Linked DNA regions of Homo sapiens: region 2 is linked to region 1. A link is an interaction called in ENCODE POLR2A ChIA-PET data of the cell type or tissue named here. Cell type or tissue: K562. All regions are shown on one strand. Links, peaks and the distances in the headings refer to the core of each region. The heading gives the core; the rest is flanking DNA.

What was found. Peaks named below come from ENCODE experiments on the same cell type or tissue, not always from the same donor. Only the 100,000 strongest peaks of a DNase experiment are listed, where the experiment ranks them.
Region 2: POLR2A ChIA-PET joins it to region 1 with 5 read pairs; 1 of 35 experiments calls an interaction of 5 or more read pairs at or near these places.

What each region holds. Positions count from the first base shown.
Region 1 is chr9:128,583,580-128,589,491 of GRCh38, reverse strand. SPTAN1 (spectrin alpha, non-erythrocytic 1) reads right to left here. Exons shown (of 57, transcript NM_001130438.3): 16 at 5,523-5,704; 17 at 4,967-5,210; 18 at 4,649-4,771; 19 at 3,527-3,744; 20 at 1,794-1,886; 21 at 549-683. Among named protein-coding and RNA genes, the nearest start is that of SPTAN1, 34 kb to the right of the region's middle. In K562, for the core only: a CTCF peak has its summit at 4,969 (motif pointing left); a DNase peak (open chromatin) is centred at 4,105.
Region 2 is chr9:128,332,945-128,337,822 of GRCh38, reverse strand. COQ4 (coenzyme Q4) reads right to left here. Exons shown (of 7, transcript NM_016035.5): 7 at 3,751-4,349. The coding sequence ends at 4,178. Among named protein-coding and RNA genes, the nearest start is that of TRR-TCT3-1, 4.8 kb to the left of the region's middle. RefSeq lists a silencer at 406-564 and an enhancer at 3,742-4,241. In K562, for the core only: no CTCF peak of the experiment used is centred there; DNase peaks (open chromatin) are centred at 2,207 and 3,802.

The sequences.
Region 1 (5,912 bases), core at 1,771-5,770:
ACGGTGAAACCCCATCTCTACTAAAAATACAAAAAATTAGCCAGGTGCAGTGGTGGGCGCCTGTAGTCCCAGCTACTCGGGAGGCTGAGGCAGGAGAATGGGGTGAACGCAGGAGGCGGAGCTTGCAGTGAGCTGAAATCGTGCCACTGCACTCTAGCCTGGGTGACAGAGCGAGACTCTGTCTCAAAAAAAAAAAAAAAAGAAAAGAAAAAGAAAAAAAAAGAACCAACAGGTCCAAGTTATACAGAAAGCAAACTTTGGCTTGACAGGACAAAAATTCCACCTAGAGACACTCAATGGTGAAAATAAGCTATCCTTCTGAGTGTGATTATCTATGCTTCTTGCAGGTATTCAAGAAGACAGATTAACTTCTTGGTCATACACAGTACTGCATAAATGTATGTCACGTGGGGGATTGGTGAGGAAACTCATGTCTTTGAATTCTAAGCCTTCTCATTTCAGGGAGACATGCAACCCACAGAAACCCAACTGAGCATACGTGGAGGTGCCAGCGTGGAACAAACACACAGCCACTCTCTGTGCCTTGCCTTGTTGGTGCTGTTGAGTAAGGTAAGGATATCTCCCTTCTTCATGGTGACCTCTCGGGGACTCTTCTCCTGATAGTCGTAGAGAGCCAAGACCAGCTCCTTCCCAGTCTCATCATCCGTGGGGGCCACTTGTTGCTAAAAATCCAAAGGAAGGGCAAACATGGTAAAAACACGTCCGCGCTGAGTCATCTAAGTACAGAGCAGATTCAAATGCCACCAGCTGTACCAAATGTACCAAATATACACTCATGAGAATTCTTCACTGAAGCTACCAATAAAATCTGATCCAAGAACTTTAAATTTTTGGTATCTTTAAAAAAAAAATCTCATTTTGTCTGGGCACGGTGGCTCATACGTGTAATCTCAGCACTTTGGGAGGCTGAGGCAGGCAGATCACCTGAGGTCGGGGGTTCGAGACCAGCCTGACCAACATGGAGAAACCCCATCTCTACTAAAAATACAAAACTAGACAGGCGTGGTGGTGCGTGCCTGTAATCCCAGCTACTCGGGAGGATGAGTCAGGAGAATCACTTGAACCTGGGAGGCGGAGGTTGCGGTGAGCCAAGATCAGGCCAATGCACTTCAACCTGGGCAACAAGAGTGAAACTCCATCTCAAAAAAAAAAAAAAAAAATCTCATTTTAAAGTAGGGCCGGGCACAGTGCTCATACCTATAATCCCAGCACTTTGGGAGGCCAAGGCGGGCAGATCATGAGGTCAGGAATTCAAGACCAGCCCGGCCAACATAGTGAAACCCCATCTCTACTAAAAATACAAAAATTAGCTGGGCGTGGTGGCGGGCGCCAGTAATCCCAGCTACTCAGGAGGCTGAGGCAGGGTAATTGCTTCAACCTGGGAGGCAGAGGTTGCAGTGAGCCAAGATAGTGCCACTGCACTCTAGCAAGACTCCATCTCAAAAAAAAAAAAAAAATTTAGCTGGGCATGGTGGTGAACACCTGTAATCCCACCTACTCAGGAGGCTGAGTCAGGAAAATCGCTTGAACCCAGGAGGCGGAGGTTGCAGTGAGCCGAGGTTGTGCCACTGCACTCCAGCCTAGGCGACGGAGTGAGACTCTGTCTCTAAATAAATAAATAAATAAATAAATCTTATTTTAAACTCTGTAAATCTTTGTGTCACAAGAGTTAATAGCAGAGTCAAATGGGGCCTATGATAGGAACACCTGCTGACAGTATCTGAGTCCTTCAAGGCCTCCCTCCAGTAACCCATAAACTGTTACAAGTTTACCCGGCAGGACTGTGCTTGTTCTCGCAAAGCCTGGATGCTGCTGCCGTAGGCACTGAGATCTGACATCAAAGCTTCGTGTTTCTTCAGTAGAGCCTGAAACCAAAACCACACATGGAGCACTGTGCAGGGGCTGAAGCCTCCCATCCTCCACTGCCTCGCCAACCTGCCATCCTGCCTCAACAGCCTTTCTCAGTTGCACAATGACGTAATCACCTCCTGCCCTTCTTACAGTGCTAATATCATTTTCAAAGTTTTTCAGGATTCTCATCTTTTGGGACAATCATATATATTATGATTATAGCTTACTCATCCTGGTCTAGGCACAGAGGCTTATGCCTGTAATCCCAGCACTTTGGGAGGCTGAGGCAGGCAGACAGCTTGAGCCCAGGAGTTCAAGACCAGCCTGGGCAACATACTGAAACCTCATCTCTACAGAAAATACAAAAATTAGCCAGATGTGATGGTGCGTGCCTGTAGTCCAAGCTACTCAGGGGACTGAGGCAGGAAGACTGCTGAGCACAGGAGGTCAAAGCTGTAGGGAGTCGTGATTGCATCACTGTACTCCAGCCCTAGCGACAGAACGAGCGCGGTGCCTCACGCCTGTAATCCCAGGACTTTGCGAGGCTGAGGCAGGCAGATCACTTGAGGTCAGGAGTTCAAGACCAAACTGGCCAATGTGGTGAAACCCCATCTCTCCTAAAAATACAAAAAAAGTTAGCTGGGCGTGGTGGCGGGCGCCTGTAATCCCAGCTACTTAGGAGGCCAAGGCAGAAGAATCGCTTGAACCCAGGAGGTGGAGGTTGCAGTTATCCGAGATCATGCCACTGCACTCCAACCTGGATGACAGAGTGAGACTCTGTCTCAGAAAAAAAAAAAGAAAAGGAAAAATTCAACTCATTCTAGTTTTTGTGAAGAGTGGTAAGAGCTAGGTACAGGAACTATACCTAGACCTTTATGAATAAAATTTGAGAATTTTAGTCAAAAAACAGATAACCAGTAAAAAACCAAGTACATCTATGTATGTATGTGTGCATGTTGGTATGTGGGTATATGTGCGCACTGGTATGTACATGTGTATGCTGGTATGTTTGTAGGTATGTATATATGTATGTGTGCATGTTGGTATGTTAGTATGTATGTAAGCACACATATGGTTTCACATAGATGAAACAAGAGTGACAAATGTTAACGGTTGAAGGTGAGTGAGAAGTCATCTTCTCTCTCCTTTAGGTATGATTACATTTTCATAATAAAAAGTGAAAAATGGGCCAGAAGGGGTGGTTCATTCCTATCATCCTAGCATTTTGGGAGGCTTTGGCAGGAGGATTGTTTGAGGCCAGGAGTTTGAAACCAGATGGGACAACATAGCGAGACCCTGTCTCTACTAAAAATAAAATTAAAATTAAAAAGCGTAGCTAGGCAGGTAGTGGTACCTGCCTATAGTTCCAACTACTTGGGAGGCTGAGGCAGGAGGATCGCTTGAGCCCAGGAGTTTGAGGCTGCAGTGAGCCACAATTGTAACATTGCAGTCCAGCCTGGGCAAGAGTGAGACTCTGTCTCCAAAAAAAAAAAAAAAAAAAAAAAAACCAAGTGAAAAATGGATTCCAAAACATTTTAAAAAACAATCACTGTAATGCACACCTCCCGCGCATCACTACTTCTCCTAACTTCCTTCTCAGTACAAGCCCTGTTCCACTTCCCTGGCAGGTGAGACGCTTCCCACGCCTGGTTACCTCAGCAGAGTCTTCGTCCTTGCCATAGTCAGTGCTGCCCACAATGGGTTCCTTCTCCCGCATCCAGGATTCAGCCTCGTTAGCATCAGCAAAGTACTGCTGGGCCTGCAGAGAGTCCTCCAGGTCCTGCCGACGCTGGGAAGCTTTGGCTTTCAGTGCCTCCCACTTTTGGTTCAGCTCGTGAAGCTTGGCCTTCACATCCTCTGCAGCAAAATGGCCTGGAAGATGGGTAGGGAAAGAGGATAACAAAAACTACGTTGACACATCACAGAAGGACAAAAATAAGTTTTCTCTGTGTGTTCACGGCACTTTCATTACTATGTTTTGGTGAGCTGTGCCCTTTCATAATTCCATTTTTTTTGAGAGGCTCAGGTTCTAACCCTCTAATGGACTGTTTCATTTTTTGCCTCCTCAAACCATGACCTCTATCTAGACTCTAAGAAGCAGATATCGCAAGTTGGCATTAGTGATAGTATCATAAAGACTAGTAACAGTACCACTGTAGCGCTCAGTTACTGAGACTGGCACGTGCAGGCACTCTATCAGCTCTTTTCCTACTTGGTTTCACTTACTCCCCACTACAGTGTCAGGAGAGGTGCTGTCATCCCCGTTTCACAGATAAGAAATTCAGGCTCGGAGCCAGGCGCGGTGGCTCATGGCTGTAATCCCAGCACTTTGGGAGGCCGAGGTAGGTGGATCACCTGAGGTCAGGAGTTCAAGACCAGCCTGACCAATATGGTGAAACCCTGTCTCTATTAAAAATACAAAAATAAAAATACAAAAATTAGCTGGGTATGGTGGTGTGTCCCTGTAGTCCCAGCTACTTGGGAGGCTGAGACAGGAGAACTGCTTGAACTAGGGAAGCAGAGGTTCCACTGAGCTGAGACCGCGCCACTGCACTCCACCCTGGGTGACAGAGTGAGACCCCGTCTCAAAAAAAAAAAAAAAAAGAAATTCAGGCTCAGAAAGGGTAAGGTCTGGTCAGGTCATACAGTTAGGAAAGAATGGGGATGGTATTCAGCCCCAGAGCCTGGTTTGTGATGCCCACGTGGCCATGCCCTCGGCAAGAAGGGGAGACACGAGGAGCAGCACCAAGCCATGTCACTGATACCAATCACTCACCTTCCTCCACCATGGCATTCCCCTTCTGTGTAACTGCTTTGATGCGTGGTTCATGTCCAGCAATTTCTGCTTGTAAGGCTTGATGTTTCTTTAGCAGATTCTGGACCCCAATTAAATCCTTACCTGAAAGCAGACACCAGTCCCCAGTTATCCAACCATGAAGAGAAAAGTCAGCACTGATTTGTCATTCTTAGCTACCACCATGGTTCCAGTTCAATAATTTAAATTCGACCCTGCCCATCCTGACATGCATCCCCTTTATGCTACAATAGCACAGCCTTTCCCAAGTTGATTCCTACCTGAGGGAAGCAGACTGACCTCTGTTGGTAGATGCGGCAATGGGCTCTTTCTCTCGAATCCACGTCTCCTCATCCTCAACATCCCGGAAGAGCTGCTGCAACCGCAGAGAATCGGCCAGCTTCTGCTTCCGGGCAACCATGGGCTCCTTGAGTGCCTCATAGCGAGCCACGAGGGCTTCCTGTTTCTTCTTGATGTTTTCTGCATCAAAATGGCCAGCATCTTGGAACTGGCGGGCCTGAATGGTGATGCCATCAATTCGGTCCTGGGAATGCAAAAGGACAGAGCAGACTTTACTTTGGGTGTGGTTTTATCGTATACAGAGAAAAATTGATAAGGTCTTTTTTCCATTCCTGAGAGGATTCTTTCTGCTATCTCCTTCCTTCATCTGGGGCTCCTAGAAAGCTCTAAGGGATGATATTTAATTTGAGCAGAAGCACATGCAGCACAGAGCGATCTAAGAAAATCAACACATTTCATCCCTCCCAAAATTCATTTAGTCTCAAATTACTGGCTTTTCCTCCCTCCTATAGTTTCTGCATTCACTTGCCCAACCACAGCCCCCAGTTCACACTACCTGGTGAGCAGCCACATCTGCCTCTAGCAGTGCATGTTTCTTCTGGAGGTTCTGCACATTGGTAAGATCTTTGCCGTAATCATCCGAAGCCAAGTGACCTTCTACTTCATATAGCCACAATTCAATATCCTCAACATTGCGATTAAATTGCTGTTGCTGGTTGGCTTCACGAAGCTTTATTCCTATGGAAGAAAACAAGTTTAATTTTGTACTGCTTAGCATTACCCTTCTGCCAACACTGCCCATGAACAGTAGTATCTTAGTGAAGGACTATACAGGTCAGAATTTTATTCCTTCACTTATGTCACAAAGAGAAAGAAAATATCAATTGCAGCCTCTGCTCTACCTTCTCAAGGTTGAACTGGAAGCATTCTAACCCCCTTGAGATAT
Region 2 (4,878 bases), core at 1-4,000, 250 kb after region 1:
ACCTCAGCCTCCTGGGTAGCTAGGGCTACAGGTGTGCGCCACCACACCTGGCTAATTTTTTGTATTTTTAGTAGAGACGAGGTTTCATCATGTTGTTCAGGCTAGTCTGGAACTCTTGAGCTCAAGTCATCTGCCCCCCCAGGCCTCCCAAAGTGCTGGGACTCCAGGCATGAGCCACCCCCCGCCAAGCTCTACCAACAAAATAATTTCAGAGTGGTGAATGCTCTAAAGAAAATAAGGGCATAGTGCAGTGGCTCATATCTGGAATACCAGCACTTTGGGAGGTCAAGGCAGGAAGATGGCTTGAGGCCAGGAGTTCAAGACCAGCCGAGCCAACATAGCAAGACCCTGTCTCTACAAAAGAAAAAAAAAAAAAAAAAGCCGGGCCCGGTGGCCCACACCTGTAATCCCAGCACTTTGGGAGGCTGAGGCGGGGGGATCACAAGATCAGGAGTTTGAGACCAGCCTGACCAACATGGTGAAACCACATCTCTACTAACAATTAAAAAAAAAATCAGCCGGGCGTGGTGGCAGGCACCTGTAATCCCAGCTACTCGGGAGGCTGAGGCAGGAGAATCGCCTGAACCCAGTAGGTGGGAGGTTGCAGTGAGCCGAGATCACGCCATTGCACTCCAGCCTGGGCGACAGAGTGAGACTCCATCCACTCCCCCCGCCAAAAAAAAAAAAAAAAAAAAGAAACCACTTGACTGGGCACGGTGGCTCAGGCATGTAATCCTAGCACTTTGGGATGCCAAAGTGGGCAGATCACCTGAGGTCAGGATTTCGAGACCAGCCTGGTCAACATGGTGAAACCCCGTCTCTACTAAAAATAAAAATTAGCTGGACATGGTGGTGCACCCCTGTAATCCCACCTACTTGGGAGGCTGAGGCAGGAGAATTGCTTGACCCTGGGAAAGGGAGGTTGCAGTAAGCTGAGATCACGCCATTGCACTCCAGCCTGGGTGACAGAGCGAGACTCCATCTCAAAACAAAAAAACAAAAAAAAACAAAACAAACAAAAAAAACTTAGCTAGGCGTGGTGGCATGCATCCATAGGCCCAGCTACTAGGGAAGCTAAAACAAGAGGATCCTGGAGCCCAGGAGGTCGAGGCTGTAGTGAGCCGTCATAGTGGCACTGCACTCCAGCCTGGGTGACAGAATGAGACCCCATCTCAAAAAATAAATAATAATAAACAGAAGATGATAGCATGGAGAGAGGCAGAGGGGGACTAGGGACTGCTTTAGATGGCAGGAAGCCCAGGAAGACATCTCTGCTGTGACATTTGAGCAGAGATGTGAATGACAAGGAGCTCACCATGTAACAACCTGGGGACACGGTGCTGTTCCCAAAGGCAGGAAGAAGCCTGGTGTGTTCAGGGAGCAGGATGAAGGCAAGCATGGTTTACTGAGATGGGAGAATAGACGTTTCTAGGCAGAAGTTGGTAGGGCCTCACCAGTGATTACCTATAGCCAGTTTGATTTTTCTCCAATCATGAGCTGGTAACACAAATGCCACCCTATACTCAGGAGACCAGACTCCATTCCCAGCTAAGCCTGATGCTTTGTGTCCATCTCACAAGTGCTACAAAGGCCCAGGGTTGTCCAGGCACTGCCTGCCTAGAGCAGGTGAGCTGCTCAGCTGGGCAGTGAAGGCCATCTGTCTGACCTCCGCTGCCACCCTGGCACTGTTGACTTTAGTGAGCTGCAGTGGGGGTGCCTGGGACCCTGGGAAGCTGCAGAAACAGCTGGCAGGTCTGCAGAGACTGGTGAGGTATGGGGACTCACTAGCATGGCCTCCTTTTCCCGCAGATTCAAGGAGCTCAGAACAAGGTTTCCCTCCTGAAAAGTCCATGGTTCTGAGGTGGGCCTCCAGCCTCCCCTGCCCTTCCTCTGCTATTGGGATCCCTGAACCAGACGTGGTGCGCACAGGGAAGGCTGGGGCCCTGGTATGGCAGTGCTGAGCAGGTCTTCAGACAACCCGTGGTTCCAACCCCAGCTCTATTCCTACTGCCTCGTTAGTAAAACACAAGCAAAATACCATCTCCCTCCTTGGGTGGTGACCTTGAGGTGTCAGTGCGATAATGCATCTCAAGTGCTTAGTACTGCCTGACATATAGTACAGTTAGAAACTGATTATAGATAGGGAAACTGAGGCACTGGTAAACATACCAGGGGGCCTGTGGCCTGTGTTTTAGTTACTCCAGGCAATTCTCTGCCTGCCTCTGGGCCATCAATCATCTATTCACGCAATGAGGAATTGGCCTGAAAAATGCTAAAGCCTCTTCCATCTTGGGGCTTTTCTGGTTCTAAACCCAAGCCAGGGCCACCCACTCTTCTAATACCTTTCATCCAGCCGGTCCTTGTTCCTTGGCTCTTACCCAAGGAAAATGCCTTTTTGCCACTCCAAAATGAACTGCAGCTTTTTGTGCTTATGAACACAGTAAGAATAAAACAGCTCCTGATTGGTTGGAAACAGTGGTTCACATCTGGATTATTTGGAAGGCCAAGGGTGGGAGGATCACTTGAGCCCAGGAGTTCAAGCAGCCTGTGCAACATAGAGACCTCATCTCTACAAAAAATTAAAATTAGTTGGGCGGCCAGTCGTGGTGGCTCACGCCTGTAATCCCAGCACTTCGGGAGGCCGAGGTGGCTGGATCGCCTGAGGTCAGGTGTTCAAGACCAGCCTGGCCAACATGGTGAAACTCCATCTCTACCAAAAAATACAAAAATTAGCTGGGCATGATGGCATGCGCCTGTAGTCCCAGCTCCTGGGGAGGCTGAGATGGGAGACTTGCTTGAACTTGGGACGCAGAGGTTGCAGTGAGCCGAGATCGTGCCACTGCACTCCAGCCTGGGCAAAAAGAGTGAGACCCTGTCTCAAAAATAAATAAATATAAATTAAAAAAAATTAGTTGGGCATGGTGGTGTGTACCTGTGGCCTCAGCTACTGGGGAGGTTGAGATGAAGACTGCTTGGGCCCAGGAAGTTGAGGGTGCAGTGAGCCAAGATTATGCCATGCACTCCAGCCTACATGACGGGGCAAGAGCTTGTCTCAAACAACAACAATAAAAAACCCCACCTCCTGCTCCTTGGGCCCTTTTTCTGAAGTCCGCCTTCTGAATGTCCCCTCAGAAACCCCCACAATAGTCCTAGGGGATGAGTGCCTTAGGATTCCACTTTTCCTGATGATGAAATGGGGACTCAGAGAGGGGAAGGGACTTGCCCTAAGTCCTCTGCTGGAAAACAGGGAGGAGTTGGCTGGGCGCGGTGGCTCATGCCTATAATCCCAGCACTTTGGGAGGCCGAGATGGGCGGACCACGAGGTCAAGAGATCGAGACCATCCTGGCCAACATGGTGAAAACCCGTCTCTAAAAATACAAAAATTAGCTGAGTGTGGTGGCACGCACTTGAAGTCCCAGCTATTCAGGAGGCTGAAGCAGGAGAATCATTTGAACCTGGGAGGTGGAGGTTGCAATGAGCCGAGATCTCGCCATTGCACTCCAGCCTGGCGACAGAGCGAGACTCCATCTCAAAACAAAAACAAAAAACAAAAAAACAAAACAAAAAAAAACAGGGAGGAGCTGGGAATTTGAATCCATGTCCACCCAACTTCGGCCAGAGGAGAGGGGACAAGCAGCTAGAGCCCAGGCTGGGAGGGAAACTTCTACTTCCAAGCACTAGGGTGCTTGGAAGGCGCAAGAGTGCCAAAGTCAGGGGCATCCCTGGGGGAAAGGAGGACAAGCAGACACTTGACCTGATGGGAGCCTTTATTCACACACTCGCCTCCCCCTCCACTTCTCTCTTCTCAGGCTTTTGGAATTGGGTGTAGCCCTCACTCCTGTGAGGACACCCAGCCTGGCCCCCAGCAAACCTGGCTGGCTGGGAGGAGTTGCAACAGGAGCACTGCGACATCCCAGCATGAGCCCAGACGACTGATACTGTTCATGCATGGTTCTCCTTGGGTAGCTGCTGGTCCCCCTGGGAATGCCACTGTACTGCTTGCTCCCTGCGGGGTTCGTCCTCAAGGCCACTCAGCAGTGGTTATGACAAATTATGATAAATGTTGTCCAAGGGTCAGTGTTCAAAGAAGAGGAACAAAGGTAGTCAAGGGAGCCCTCTGCCTCCAAGGGAAGCAGGGGATGGGGGAGGTAGGCCAGGCCCCGCTGGCTCAGGAGCTCAGGCCAAGCCCTGGACGTGCATGGGTGGTGCTGTAATGCCCAGCTCCTCCCGCAGAGCCCTCAGGGACTGCTCCCAGCGCCGCTCATAGTACAGGTTGAGGACACATGGGGCTCTGCGCCCGTTCTGAACGGCCCATGGGATCAACTCCGAGACCAGCACTTGCAGGCTCCTGTGGGGCAGCAGAGGAAAAAGAAAACATCAAGTCCCTGGGGCCAGGCACTCGACTGCTCGGCACTTGTGCATTTTCTCAGTTCATCCTCACAAAGGCCTCGGAAGGAGGTAGTTATTATCCCTGCTTTTTAGATGAGGCAACAGAGCTCAGTGAGGTGGAATCTCAAGCCCAAAGCCACACATCTTGAACATGTCGAAGCTCAGATTTAAATCATGGCTCCCTCACTCCAGAATCTAACACCAACCTGCCTTCCCACTGACGCTCATCATTCTGACCATGCACTTAGGCCTGGCCCAAGAGACCCCAGAGTCCTGTGAAATGTACAGGCTTTATTTGCTCACTTGAAGACCCTTGCCCCAGGCCAGTTTCACATCTCTGCTCCATTCTTTCTACCCTTACTTCCTGGAGAACTGGAACGGGCTGTGCAGGGGCCCGTGTGCTCTTCCTACTTCTAAGAGCCCTGGTCCCTCTGAGTTCTGTCCTGATACCACCCTCAACCCCGACCCAGCTACCACTTGAAAACTTA